Regions from separate parts of the Homo sapiens genome. Here regions 1 and 3 are each linked to region 2. A link is a contact called in ENCODE Hi-C or POLR2A ChIA-PET data. All regions are on one chromosome and are shown on one strand. Each heading gives the region's core, a stretch centred on a gene start or an enhancer-like site at or near the end of the contact. The rest is flanking DNA. Distances are from core to core; before and after follow the strand shown.

The links. Hi-C counts contacts between places; a loop is a spot of excess contacts on that map. ChIA-PET counts read pairs that join two places held with the same protein, here RNA polymerase II (POLR2A). Pooled maps may share reads with other maps.
Region 1: a pooled map shows a loop between it and region 2 (2.8-fold over the local background). The contact joins the enhancer-like site here to the promoter of ACOT2 in region 2. A Hi-C loop is called at or near these places in 3 of 50 pooled maps. POLR2A ChIA-PET finds 5 or more read pairs at or near these places in 11 of 52 experiments (CD4-positive, alpha-beta T cell, H1, HEK293T and 7 more).
Region 3: a loop to region 2 is called in a pooled map, with 4 times the contacts of the local background. The contact joins the enhancer-like site here to the promoter of ACOT2 in region 2. A Hi-C loop is called at or near these places in 4 of 50 pooled maps. POLR2A ChIA-PET finds 5 or more read pairs at or near these places in 2 of 52 experiments (GM12878 and activated B cell).

What each region holds. Positions count from the first base shown.
Region 1 is chr14:73,742,479-73,745,178 of GRCh38, reverse strand. The region is part of intron 1 of MIDEAS (mitotic deacetylase associated SANT domain protein); the gene reads left to right. LOC124903345 (a long non-coding RNA gene) reads right to left here. Exons shown (of 3, transcript XR_007064264.1): 2 at 1,171-1,285. Among named protein-coding and RNA genes, the nearest start is that of MIR4505, 15 kb to the left of the region's middle. RefSeq lists a silencer at 1,279-1,573. Within about 2 kb of position 1,403, at least 29 of the 41 ENCODE cell types and tissues checked have a DNase peak (open chromatin) inside an H3K27ac peak, as active enhancers do; they include CD4-positive, alpha-beta T cell, where a contact is called at or near this core.
Region 2 is chr14:73,567,660-73,570,502 of GRCh38, reverse strand. It overlaps ACOT2 (acyl-CoA thioesterase 2), which reads right to left and starts at 1,290. Exons shown (of 3, transcript NM_006821.6): 1 at 620-1,290. The coding sequence starts at 1,262. It also overlaps a transcript of HEATR4 not described here. RefSeq lists enhancers at 510-679, 1,874-2,843.
Region 3 is chr14:73,400,109-73,402,808 of GRCh38, reverse strand. The region is part of intron 2 of NUMB (NUMB endocytic adaptor protein); the gene reads left to right. Among named protein-coding and RNA genes, the nearest start is that of NUMB, 57 kb to the left of the region's middle. Within about 2 kb of position 1,313, at least 2 of the 41 ENCODE cell types and tissues checked have a DNase peak (open chromatin) inside an H3K27ac peak, as active enhancers do; they include GM12878, where a contact is called at or near this core.

The DNA of each region.
Region 1 (2,700 bases), core at 154-2,653, 170 kb before region 2:
TTCATCCCAGCATCTTGAGGAGCTCTCATGTGCACCAGAGAGCCCAGAAGTCAGGAGCAGGCAGGAGCCCAGGGCAGGAATGCGGGCTGTGTCGCCTCTGCCCAGGTGTGGCTCTGACTCACCTTGGGCGCAGTCTTGAATGAGCATCCTGACAGGCAGATACAAACCAAGTGCCAAGGTACAACGGTCTGCCAACCCTGCCCCGTGGAGCCTGCTGTCTGCTGGGGATGACAAAGCAGGCACCTGGGATTTAGTGTGCCATATACAGTGTGTTATAGGGGCTTGTAGTTCAGCTCCTGTCTCAGCTCTGGGGTCAGGTTTCCCAGTGGAAGCAGTGTCTGCAACCTGAAGGATTAATAGGACCTGGCCTGATGAAAAGAGTGAGAAGGTGTCCTAGGAAGGGGTACAGCCTGGCCAAAGACCTGGAAGCAAAGCGAGAAGAACACGTTGGAGGCCCTGGCTCAAGCACAGACTGTCGAGAGAGGTGGCAGGAGCCAAGGTCTGCAGGGACTTGTGGACAGGGCAGGGAGTTTAGACTTTGTCCTAAGACAGCTCAGAGAACTGACTCGCCTGGAGACTCAGTTTGGGCCTGTCTTGCCCTTGGGTGACAGACCCATGATCTTTGACTCCCCTCTTCCTAGTGCTGAGCTTGTGGGGCCTGCCCAGGCTATAAGAGTGGGAGCTTGGAGCATTAGCCTCCAAGGGCAGGGGGCCCTCGGGTCAGCTGTTATCCCCAGGTCAGAGCTGAGCCCCCGCAGCTGCTGAGATCAACTTGGCATCTCCTCCCTGGTCTGTGTGGCCTTGACTCACAATAGTCTTTTTTCTCAAATGGACACACTGATTGCCCCAAGCAGACTGGTGAGTGGCCCTGGTCCCACAGTGGCCACAGTCTGGCCCCTTGCCCTGTGGTGATGGCTCTCTGGCTTCTCCTGGGGTCAGCCAGCCAGTGTTGGGTGTGCAGCTGGGCTGCCGATGGCATTTGGGGAGCAGTGTGTGTTTGAGCTGACATCCCAGGAGAGCTGGTGTCACCATCAGCATTGAACACCCAAAGGCCTTTCCAGCACCTTCCCCTCATGTGTCTGCAAAACATATATGTGGGGTCAGCACTGTTTTTTATTTTTTTTTCCTGGTGCACACTGCTTTCTTCTATAGAGAGTAAGTGCTACTCACCATAGAACTTCCTGAAAGCCTGCTAGGTCCCAGGCCTTGGTCTTGATTGTTGCCTTGTCTTTGGCCCAGGGGTACCTGTGGGTCTGGTCAAGGATTGGTTGCTGCAGAGAGGAGCCTGGAGGAAGGGAAAAGTGAATAGAGCGTGACAGTCAAACAGACTGACAGGGCGGGTTGCCGTGTCTGGGGCCCCGTGGTGACTGTGGGTTTCCTTTTGCAGTGTTCCTGCATCCGTTGTCAGAGGCCCTGCAGCTGGTCCCAGGGCTGAGCTGCTGGCAGGAGTTCCTCATGACATCCTCTTCCCTGCAATCTCAGGGACTAGGCCCACAGGTCAGCAGCCTTTGGAGGTGTCGTCCTTCCTCTTCCTCACTGTGAGGAAGGGCAGTTTGATTTCCATCTGAGGGACAGGGCAGCGGGGGTGGGGTAGAAGAAATGAGAGGAAGTGGCGCAGTCCTGACCCCGAGTTGCAGGCTGGGAGAAGCCCATGGGGTCTGAGAGCTGGAGGCACCACCAGCAGCAACTGAGCCCGGGGTGGGGTTGCAGGAGCTGGAGAGTCCAGGCCTAGATCGGGGGCTAGAGTGGCCAGTGCAGGAGGAAGTGTTTCAGGCCTCCCTGCAGGTAGACCTCACACATCTGCTGACCCCTCTGTGGTGAGACCTTTTCCTGCTCTCCCTTCCTGGAAGGCCAAGGGTCTCAGCTGTATTTGGGGAGAATGGGAGAGAGTACCTGCCAAAGGTTCAGGCAGGGGTAAGGGGCTTCCCAGTGCCAATGAGAAGGGATATCTGATATCTGTGTCTAGAAAATCCTTGCTTGGAGGTGGTGTAGAGTGTGCTGTGGAAGGGAGGTGTATGAAGAGGGGTCTGGGGTCTTAGTGGCATATCTTGGGGATAAGGAAGAAGAGCTTGATCTTAGAGTCAGACAGATCTGGGTTCCAGTCTTGGCTCTGCAACATAATGACTGTGTGACCGTAGGCAACTTACTTAGCTCCTCTGAGCCTCATCTAGCTAACCTGTAAATAGAGGTTAAAATCGCAACTCCTGCCTTATAAGGCCATGGTGGGAATTTAAAGGATATAAAGCACGTAGGATCTGCCTGGCACGGGTGCACCATCACCATCATCATTACTCCTATGACTACTTAGTGCCCTGCTGCCTAGGTGTGCCTCTTCACCCTTCCTCCCAGGCTGCCAGTATCTTCCACTCTTCTCCCCACCCCCAGCCGATGACCTTTCTTCTCTGAGGGTCCCAGGCCTGACTGTCTGTGCCCCTGGCACCCTTAGCTCTTCGGTGAGGGTGACAGGGAGGCCTCTGCAGCAAGAAGTTTCTGGGGTGATTCAGCCTTCCCCAAACCAGGCCCCCTGATTTCTTCAAAGCAAGTCCCTGTCTGAGCTTCAGAGGCTGCTGTGGTATCCTGAATGATGGCCCTCCTTGATGTGCAGGGTGGGAGTGGGAGGCTTCCCAGCTGAGCTCAGCTCCTCCAGGGCTGACCATACAGCTGTGGGTAAGCCCCTGTAAGACCTGCATCTGGCCTCTG
Region 2 (2,843 bases), core at 41-2,540:
CTGCCTCCCGGGTTCACACCATTCTCCTGCCTCAGCCTCCCGAGTAGCTGGGACTACAGGCGCCCGCTACTACGCCCAGCTACTGTTTTGTATTTTTAGTAGAGACGGGGTTTCACCGTGTTAGTCAGGATGGCCTCAATCTTTTGATCTCGTGATCTGCCCGCCGAGACTTCCCAAAGTGCTGGGATTACAAGCGTGAGCCACTGCGCCTGGCCCTTACAATGTCTTTTAACTGAGCACTAGGTTTGAGGGACCTCTCAGTTTTGGAGCGGCAGGGACACTTCCCCAATCAGCTTTCCATTCCATTCCTGTTTCTTTACACTAACCTCCGGAAGGTTGGAAGCTACATCCCTTCTTCGTGTGAAAAGGGCAGGGACGGAAAAAAAAAAAAAGTGTAACTCCCCTCAAAGTGCCGGGCGCGGTGGCTCACCCTGTAATCCCAGCTCTTAGGGAGGCAGAGGCGGGAAGATAGCTGGAGACCAGGAATTCGAAACCTGCCTGGGCAATATAGCCCGGGGGCGCGGCGGGGGGGCATACACATAAGCGAAAAGCGTGGGGCGGGGGAGACACACAAAGTGAAAGGCGAACGAACACGGAACAATTAGCGGAGGTGAGTCACCTGGCGGCAGGAAGAGCGTGCCTCGCACCCGGCCCACGCGCACCGGCTCGCGCCGCACCCCGGGCGGGAGGAAGTAGCGCTCGTGCCGCGTCTGGCACAGCAGCCGCCCGGGGTCGGGGTCGTGGCCATCCAGCACCTCCAGCTCCACGGCCAAGGGCGTTCGCACGTCGCGCTTCACCAGCCGCACCAAAGGTTTCTCGGGCTCCAAGGCCCAGAGCAGCCCCATGGGCTCAAGCCCCGCGAAGCTGCCGCCCAGCGCGGGCGCGCGCTCCAGGTCCAGCTCGCCAAGAGTGTCGGCGCGGTAGCGCGCGTGGGCCTGGAAAAGCGCGCCCTTCTCGTCGCGCAGGGACGCGCGCAGCGTGACCGGCTGCTCCGGGGCTAGGCCGCGCACGGCGATTCGCACCGGTTCGTCCCAGCAGCAGCGGCCCGCAGGCTCCAGGATCAGCGTCGCCGCCATCCGAGCAGGAACCCTAATGATCTGACCAACCTGCCTCAGCTGTGGAGACCCCAGGAACTGCGCCGAACTCTTCAGGCTCCATTGGTACAGCCGGGACGCTCGAAGGACAGCAGGAGATGAGGCCATTTTGAATTCAGACCTGAGAACAACTGAATGGGGGTGGGGAGAAAGAAGCTTGTTAGACATCCTCTCGGGCTGCCGTCGCAGGCTAAGCGCCCACTAGGGCAGAGCTGTCTGCTAACGTGAGCGGGGAAGGCCAGAGTCCAGCCGATCAGCCAGACCAAATATAGACACACTGGAACTTGCTTAAAGTCTCCTGTGTTGAAACCTCCACTTTATGTTGGAAAGCTACTTCCTAGGTTTGCTTTTCAGAAGCTTGCTGGCCTGCGGAATGGGCTGGACCAGGGCTGGTTCTTAAAGAACCAGGCAGCTAGCAGTCTCCAGGCTCCAAACTCCTGATGGCGAAGAGGAATGCAGAGCTGGAGTTAGTTTTGATCACTTTGTTGAATAATTCACACTCATTACTAATCTTAGGGCTTTTCTTTCAAAATCTGCACCATGGTGTTTTGCTTTTGTGTTCTCTGTATATGCCTATCCTCCACATCAATCCCACATCGAAGGGTGCTGGCTTCTTACTAGCTGTGTGACCTCTGAGCTTCATTCCTTACAAGTGTAAAAATAGCCAAATGGGGTAATAGGTAGTAATTTCTCAAACTCCTGACTTTGTAATCCGCCCGCCTCAGCCTCCCAAAATGCTAGGATTTACAGGCATGAGCCACCGCGCCCGGCTAATAGTTATTATTTTGTTTTACTGGTTTCTCAATTATTGTCCCAGTCAGGCAAGGGTTACTTTTTTTTTTTGAGAGACAGGGTCTCACTACATTGCCAGACTGGAGTACAGCGGCAGTTTACCATCACTGCACTTACAAACCTCCAACTCCTGGTGCTCAAGCCATCTTCCTGACTCAGCCTCTCAAATACCTCAAAGGACTACCGGAGCTCCCCATGCATCGCGCTTTTTTCTACTTTTTCGTAAGCTATTGGTTTCACCAGAGGTGTGGTGTTTTTTTTTTTCATCACTTAAGCTTTAGGCCCCTGCCAAGCCCTTGTACCTGATTTTATAATTTCCTACCTGTGTAATTAGAGAAAGCTATAAATGTGTAGGCTTCAAACCCACAAAACCTGTGTTTGCCTCTGCTCCTAATAAGGCTGTCCTCAAGGTAAGCCTTTTTATCTCGTTCCAAATCTCTCATGTCCCACGTCATTAATCATACAATTCCCTGTCAGTTCTAATTACCTTTGTATAACACCTCAAGTATGTTCTGTGCCTAGAACTCTCAGGAAGTAAGAAGGCAAATAATTCTGTGTCTGGAATTGGTTCCTTCTGGTGGATTCTTGGTCTCGCTGACATCAAGAATGAAGCCGCAGACCCTCGCAGTGACTGTTACAGTTCTTAATACAGTTCTGAAAAGTAGTGTGTCTGGAGTTTGTTTCCTCTGATGTTCAGATGCGTCCGGAATGTGTTCCTTCTGGTGGGTTCATGGTCTCGCTTCTCACCGACTTCAAGAGTAAAGCCACAGACCTTCAAGGTGAGTGTTACAGCTCATAAAGGCAGCAGGTCCAGAGTTGTTTTTCTTGTTCCTCTCAGTGGGTTCATGGTCTTGGCTTCAGGAGTGAAGCTGTATACCTTCACGGTGTTACAGCTCTGAAATGCAGTATGGACCCAAAGAAGGAGCAGTAGCAAGGTTTATTGTGAAGTACAAAAGA
Region 3 (2,700 bases), core at 64-2,563, 170 kb after region 2:
TGAAAGTGAGCTTTTGATAACGCAAAGTGAAACTTGGCTTGAATCTTGAGACCTTGGGCAAGTTACTGAGTTTATAAGCTTCTGTTTCCTCATCTGTAAAATGGAATTAATAATATCTGACTTTCAAGGCAGTCGTGAAGTGTGAAGGAGATAATTTATGTAAAGTACCTAATACAGTGCCTAATACATTGGAGGTGCTACAATGGAAGATATTATTATTATAATTGTTTGGTATGTGGACATTGGGGTAGAGTGAGAGAGCACAGACTTTATAGTAGAAGATTATATTTGATTCCTAGTTACACTACATAGTTGTGTGTTCTTAGGCAAATCAATTAATCTCTCTGAGATAGTAATATAGTGTGTAATCTCTGAGGATTGTTAGATTAGATATATCTACAGTGCAATACTTTATGGGCTCTCAGTAAAAGGCATCTGCTCCTGCTATTTTTAGTTATTATTTTTATGTTTTAGGATCCATATAACAGATAGGGAATCAGTCATTTAATTTACTCTAGAAATGTATTTGTGATCAAGGAGATACTGTTGATTAGTAGTATTTTTCTCCATCTGTTGAAGAAAAATAGCTGCAGAAACTGGATTTGAATTATGAGGTCTTTTCCCACCATGATAAAAAGTTTTTAGCCAGGTGCAGTGGCTCACTCCTGTAATCCTAGCACTTTGGGAGGCTGAGGCAGAGGAATCACTTGAGCTCAGGAGTTTGATTGCAGCCTGGGCAAACATAGTGAGACCTTGTCATTACAAATAATTCTAAAAAATTAGCTGGACATGGTGGTGCGTGCACGTGGTCCTAGCTACTCACGAAGGCTGAGGCAGGAAGATTGCTTGAGCCCAGCAGTTTGAGGCTGCAGTGAGCTCTGATTGTACCCCACTGCTCTCCAGCCTGGGTGACAGAGACCCTGTCTCAAAAACAAATTTAGGCCGGATGTGGTGGCTCACGCCTGTAATCCCAGCACTCTGGGAGGCCGAGGTGGGCGGATCACAAGGTCAGGAGATCGAGACCATCCTGGCTAGCACAGTGAAACCCCATCTCTACTAAAAATACAGAAAATTAGCTGGGCGTGGTGGCAGGCACCTGTGGTCCCAGCTGCCTGGGAGGCTGAGGCAGGAGAATGACTTGAACCTGGGAGGTGGAGCTTGCAGTGAGCCAAGGTCATGCCACTGCACTCCAGCCTGGGCGACAGAGCGAGACTCCGTCTCAAAAAAAAAAAAAAAAAAAAAAAATTTAGTCTTACATATTTTGTTAGTGGTTTCCGTTGTACACATGGATGTGCTCTGGTGCCTTTGACATGAACCTTCCAGATCTGTACTTCTTTGTTTTGTTTGTTTATAGCCAGTTAGTCATTATTGGTTCATGAGTACCATCCCCTGTTTTTTTTTTTGTTAGTTTTGGAAGACTTAATTTTTTTAGAACAGTTTCAGGTTTATAGCAAAATTGAGCAAAAAAAATACAGAGAGTTTCCATATACCTGTTGCCCCCACAAACCCACAGCCTTTCTTACTGTCAACATTCCTTACCAGAATAGTACACAGGAGATATAAGAAAAATCAAACCAATACAAACTCAGTATAACACAGCACCTCTGGTCACCAAAATGCGTGGGGATTTCTATCTACCAGCAACCCAGTCAATTCTTTGGCAGACACCAGCTGGGTATCCTACATTTTAACTCAATTCTGACATTATTTACTTGGAGATAGAATCAGATCCCACAGGTTGAGGGCTCAATCCCCTACTTAAATTGCAAGCCCCACGTTGTGTCCTGTGCTTCTGGCTGATTAGCCATAAATTGGGGTTACCACAGCTCCCTCTTTTGGTTCAATTAATTTGCTAGAGTGGCTCACAGAACTCAGGGAAACACTTCATTTACATTTATTGGGTTATCATAAAGGGTATTACAAAGGAGACAGATGGAAGAGATGCATAGGGCAAGGTATGTGGAAAGGGGCATGCCATGCCTTCTTCAGGTGTGCCACCCTCCTGGAACCTCCAAGTGTTCATCTATCCGGAAGCTCTCCAAACCCTGTCCTTTCGGGTTTTTATGGAAGCCTCATTACATAGGCATGATTGATTAAGTCATTGGCCATTTGTAATCAGCTTACCCTTCAGCTCCTCTTCCCTCTCTGGAGGTTGGGGGCAACCCTCTTATCATGCCTTGGTCTTTCAGGTGACCAGCCCTTATCCTTGAAGCTATCTAGAGATGTCCAGCCACTGTCATCTCATTAGCATGTAAAAGATACTCATCACTCCAGAGGTGCCAATGGTTTTATGAGGTATATGTCAGGAAAGGGCAAGAAGACCAATTATATGTTTCATAATTTGTTATAATCGATAAACCCACATTGACACATTATTTTCACCCTAAGTCCTTAGGTTACATTAGAGTTTATTCTTGGTGTTGTACTTTCAAGGATTTTGGCAAATGTAATGACATGCATCCACCACTGTAGTATCATGCAAAATAGGTTTACTACCCCAAAGATTCTCTGTGCTCTGGCTGTCCATCCCTTCCTCTCACCTAACCTTTGGTAACCACTGATCCTTTTCCTGTCTCCATAGTTGTGCCTTTTCCAGAATGTCATATAGTTGGAATCATATGGTATATGTAGCCTTTTCAGATTGGCTTCTTTCACTTAGTAGTGTGCATTTAAAGTTCTTTCATGTCTGCTCTTCATGAC